Regions from separate parts of the Mus musculus genome. Here region 2 is linked to region 1. Evidence: chromatin contacts called from ENCODE Hi-C data. All regions are on one chromosome and are shown on one strand. The core of a region is the stretch at or near the end of the contact, and the rest is flanking DNA. Distances in the headings are between cores, read along the strand shown.

Region 1 (2,741 bases), core at 169-2,668:
TGGATGTGGGTGCAGTCAGCGCCATGTCAGCTTATTGAGCCCTGCAGTATACAGGTGGATCCAACAGTCTCTGATAGCCTCAGCTCTGAGAGGTCCGGGCCTCTCCTTCCTACAGTGTTCAGATAAGAGTAGAAAAAAACCCAGATCTGCATATGAACGGATGCTAACTGATTCCCACAAATGTTCGTGCAACACCTCACAGGGAGGTCTAGATGCGATTTCAAAACTCAGCAACCTGAATTAAGCCTTTTTCTGAAAGGTAACTGAGACCAGCCTCTGCAGTGGGGTGCTTAAGAGCATGGATAAATTTAGGTTCCTGCAAATTGGGGTCCAAGTGGGATTCCAGCCCATCATAGAATCCCGACAGACTGCTGTCTGCATAAAATACAGGCAGAGACAATCAAACCAGAGGTGAGCACTTAACCTAAATCTAGTCCTAATGCCTAGGCAACCAATTCTGTGCCTCTGGCCACATTCAATTTATCTCAGAAACCTGCACTGTTTTTATACCCATAAATGGGGACCTTCTGGTATCTTTTCTCCTGAGCAGGCTGATTACCCCCCCCCCCAAGATTTTACAGACCATGTACATATAATGTATAGCAAGGGCATATACAGGCAAGAGTTTCACCTTGTGGCTTCCAGGGGCAACCGACGTCTAGTTCTTCCCTGCATAATGGTATCTGTTTATCAGGTCTGTATCCTAGTATAGGTATATTTCAAAGCTGATTAAATTGGGCTGAGAAGATCTAACTCATAAAAAATAAAAGTGATTTCTCTCCAAAACTCCAGGGCCAAGAGTACAGGAGGCAGGAGTCCTTCTTAATTTGTTTAGGCCATGGTTCAATAGCTGCTTTTGGAACGAGCCAGGGCTCTGTGGGTAACTGGCAAATGGCAAGAGGTTCCCTGACTACTTACTTGCTGTTCAGTCCAGTGACTTTCTCTGAAATGGGAAAGCAGGCCAGTGAAGGTAACTTACCCACAGAGGGCAAAGGGAGCACCTAACCAACGCTGGGGGGGTGACAAGAATGGAATTTGCCCCCTGCGTGCTTCAGTGTGCAGCTTCCAGGTCCTGTTGGGGCCTCTGCAGCGCTGAGGTGCTGTTGACAACCCACAGGAGACACCCTGCCTCTCCCTGTTCCGTGGAGGAAGACAAGCACGCCGAGGCTGGCTTTCTCAAGAGCGGACCAGGTGAGGAAAGGCTTGCTATTCCATCTTCAACACTCTCACCTGCTGGGAATTTCCTTTGGCAAGACTATCAAAGGACTGCTTCTCCTTTTACTCTTTGTCTCTCAGGAGTCCCCGGCAAATGCCCCTGAGCCTGTAACAGCCTGTCTTCTCAGCACCCTGGCAATGGGTCAAGAATGCTTCCTGCATGTGACCCATTGTCATGCCTGTATCTCTCATGGTCCTGTCAGGACTAGGCTTAACCCCCACTTTCCAAATGAGGAAATCAAAGCCATGAGAGTCAGGCTCCTTGTCCAAGGTCACCCAGCAGCCTGCCATGGGTTCTAGAAGCTGGGCTCTAGCATTCAACCCTGAAAGGTCATGGCTATCTCCTTTTCTAGAGTCTTCCTTCCAGTCATAAAGTATTATTGGAATCCCGATTTAATCCCAGGGGTAATGGCTAACATCAATTGCTCATGTAACAGAATCTAGCGTCTCCTCGAGACAAATTTCCAGAAGATCTGTGTGAGAGAGTTTCTAGACTGGGTTAAGTTGAGTAACTTAAATAGTTTAAGGTTAAGAAGGAAGACTCACTCTAAGGATGAACAGAACCATGCCATTGGTCAGGATCCTGAACTAAATGAAACTGATAAAGCAAATAGAAGGCCAGTATAGGCATCGCTCTCTGAATTACAAATACAATGTGATTAGCTACTTCATGCTCCTGCCTCCGTGCATTCCCCACTACGGAGAACCAAACTGTAAGCCAAAAATAAACCCTCCCTTGGCTTTTGTTGGGTATATTGTCACAGTAATAATAATAGTAATAAAAATAAAATTAACTTACATATCAGGCCAGGCAGGGGCTAGGGATACTCCATGGGAAGATGGGAAGAGATATGTCCCATGCTCTCTATGATCACCAATGCAAACTCTTACCCAGCAATCCCCAAGTGATGGATTTGGAAAAGCCTCTCCTAGCAGCGTGGGCCTGGGTTGTTGCCTACTGGCAGAGGTATGCAGGATAAGCTTAGCCTATGAGGTCAAGGAGAGCCGCTGTGAATGCCAGCTGCTCGCTCACCTGCTGCTGGCCCTGCTCGCACTGGCATGCTCTGAGAAGCAAGGAAATACTGAGAAACGGCCCGCAGAATGCTCCACATTCTGCAAAGAAGAGCTCAGCCCCGGTACCGGAAGAGCAGCTTACAGCAGGGACTGGCCAGTTTTTTTCCTTTAAGGGACAGAAACCTTTCTGACTCTGTAGGGCACAAGCTCTCTGCCATGACTGGACTCTGCCCCTAAAGCGACAAATCAGCACAGAAAAAATAGAGGAGAATGGGTATGGTTGGAGTCTAATAAAACTTTATTTATAAATCAGGAGGCCTGTTTGTATGCTGACCACTGTGCTGTGGTGGCTAAGAGGTGACAAGAGGGGTCATATCAAAAACCACCTAAGAACCTGCTTTTGGCCCTTTTAGAATATTAGTACCTCAAGGTACACATCACATTTCATTTTTATTTTTGGCTGGAGAGGCAGACTTTTCCAGTCTACTTTTCAATAAGGTGGTTTCAGGCTT
Region 2 (2,741 bases), core at 145-2,644, 640 kb before region 1:
ACACTTCTCATTTATAAAGCACTCCTAGACCTAATATGCATTGTACATCAGCCTAAAACAAACACTTTCTAAGGACCCTTGTCAGCTGGATGAACTACCATAGGAAAAAGAGTAAAGCACAGAAGACTCATCTATACTCCTACAGAGGGACATGAAAACACTCTGCCATTCGGTGGTATTTCTGTCTAGTAGTCTCAGTCTGGAAATCTGCTCTCTAAAGAAATTTCAAAAGTAGTTTCTCTTGAAAAGTAATTAGGGAGCCAGATTTTTTAATGCTTTCCATTTATTTGTAGAAAGAGAGTGTTTTTTTAGTTTACTTACTTATTATTATTTTTCAAACGTGCTCATTCCCAGTTTCCTCTCTGTAAACATCTCATTCCATCTTCACTTTCCTTTGCCTCTAATAGGGTACTCTCCCACCCACCTACCCAATCCTGCCTCACCTCTTTAGCACCCTCCTTCGATGGTACAACAGGCCTCCAGAAGACCAAGCATCTCTGCTCCTGTTGATGCCAGATAAGGCAATCCTCTCCTACATATGTAGTGGGAGCCATGGACTTACCCATGTATACTCTTTGCTTGGCTTGGTCCCTGGAGAGACCAGTTAGTTGATACTGTTTTTTTCCCCCTATAGGGTTGCAGTCCCCTTCAGCTCCTTCAGTCCTTCCATAACTTTATTTCTTATACAGTATGTCTGAAATATTTCTTCCATTTGAGGTATTGATTAACTACTTTTCAACATGAAAAAAAAAAACCTTAAATTCCTTAGATGTCAATCTTCTAAAGGTAACTTAAACATCACAGGCGGGGAGAGTTAGTATATTACTGAAGGCAATGCACTGAAGTTGGGGCTCAAGATACCCAACAGAAATGACTGTTCTGTTCCTAGCATCGCTTCGGTTCTATATTTTCGTCAGCTTCTGTACCAGTTTCCTATCAGATTCTTTTGTTTTTGATGAAAGCCAGCTTTGAAATTTTGCCATCCCAAATTACTTGGATACTTAACTGATTACTGAGAGGCAGTCAAATGGAAGTTGGTAATCTGTGCCAAATTACGAAGACAGTGATCAGAACTAGGGACACTCTCAGAACAAGGATGCTCCAAAGATCCAAAGAGCCGAGTTACCTTTTCTAGAGCTAAGGGTTTGGATTGATCATTTTCAAATGACTGAAGAAATGCTTTGTTTAAAAAGAAAAAAAAAAAACAGTAAATTGAGCATAAAGGTAGAATTTAGGTGTCCTTGTGAAACAAGAGAGACACCTGCTTTGGGAAAAACTGGAGAAAGAACCTCAAAGTCATAGGGAGGTTTAGAGCAAATGCTGTTTGGCATAGAATGGATGTGGTGAGTACCAACAGGCATGCTCCTACCTGTGGAATACAGACTGCTTGGCCACTTGGTGGAGGTGTTGGAGAAGGTATTATGTATCACCATAGAGTTGAGCTCTGTGACCTGACAGTGCCTTTGAACTCTGAAATATTATAAGCCTACAAATTTAAATCTAGTCTATTCTGGCTGAGGAGCTTTGCAGGGTAAGGTGGAACTTTCAGTAAAAGAAAAACAAAATCCAAAGAAATGGTCTTTAATACCAAAAGACTAGAATCACTGAATGTTGTAGCTAACACAGAACTTACCAGAGGTCTCCTCAACTGCCCCTCACTCTAAAAATGCTCATGCACAGGCCTTGAGAGTTTAAATGACCTAAGCAAACTGACATCATGTGGGAGTTCAGATTTCAAATGAGAGTTGAGATAAATATACATATGTTCCACAGAACTCTTCCAGGAAACTCTATTTTAAGAGAGCTGTAATAATCCACTCTTCCAATATTTTGTTTACATATAAAGCACACTTGGCTCTTTTTGTTCAATTTGTCAATGATTCATGATAATCAAAGGGTTGAAAAGCTCATTGGAAATTGTCTTTACGTCCAATGATACCTTTACGTTTCTGAGAAAAGTTTAGGAGCTTGTGCAAGCTTGTTTTTTCTCCTTCTGTAACAAGACAGTCTAAGAAAAACAAACTTAGTGGGTGGGTGAAAATATTTGTTTGATTTATACTTCCAGGGTATAGTCCATAATTGAGTAAAGTCAGGGTAGAAACTGAAGCCATAGAGGAGTACTACTTACTGGTTAAGTCTCTGGCTTCCTCATCTGCCTAAGGATAGTGCCATTCACTGTACTGGATTTTCTCATTCTGATTATTAACCAAGACAATCTGTCACAGATAAAACAACAGACTCACTCACCTGATGCAAGGAAATTCTTCAGTTTCAGCGTTTCAAGGTGAATTTAAGTGCTATTAATAAAAATAATAAACAATAAACTAAACAGGACAGGAGTGGATCAGTAAATTAGCAAGATTTTTAGAATGGCTCCAGACAATCATTCCTAAATTTGCCTGGAAAGACAATTTGTAGGGTCCTTAGGGGGGATTGAAATGAGCTTGAAGAATCTGATTACAGGTAACAGTCATCCTCTCTTGGCATACAGCCAACCTAAAAGCCTTTGAATAACTTCCCATACTCACAATGGGGTAGAGGATGGAGGCTGTACCAGCGATTTCTCATTGTGAGAGCTTTGAGAAAAGTTCCTACCACAAGCACCTTTGTGGATTTGTAAAACAGCCAAAAGCAATCCAAATAACCGTGATGGGATAATCCTGGAAATATCTTTAAAACACCAACTTTGAAATAAATTGAGAAGATTACACAGAGTCCTAAAAGTCTCCACACTAGAGGGA

Evidence for each region. A loop is a pair of places that touch in the nucleus more often than their neighbours do.
Region 2: a loop to region 1 is called in a map of T-helper 1 cell, with 2.3 times the contacts of the local background. The contact joins two enhancer-like sites. A Hi-C loop is called at or near these places in 2 of 37 maps with a recorded cell type or tissue (T-helper 1 cell and regulatory T cell).

The regions. Positions count from the first base shown.
Region 1 is chr15:62,160,773-62,163,513 of GRCm38, reverse strand. All of the region lies in intron 1 of Pvt1 (Pvt1 oncogene), which reads right to left. Among named protein-coding and RNA genes, the nearest start is that of Pvt1, 120 kb to the right of the region's middle. Within about 2 kb of position 1,418, at least 1 of the 3 ENCODE cell types and tissues checked has a DNase peak (open chromatin) inside an H3K27ac peak, as active enhancers do.
Region 2 is chr15:62,801,635-62,804,375 of GRCm38, reverse strand. No RefSeq gene overlaps it. Among named protein-coding and RNA genes, the nearest start is that of Gm22521, 9.8 kb to the right of the region's middle. Within about 2 kb of position 1,394, at least 1 of the 3 ENCODE cell types and tissues checked has a DNase peak (open chromatin) inside an H3K27ac peak, as active enhancers do.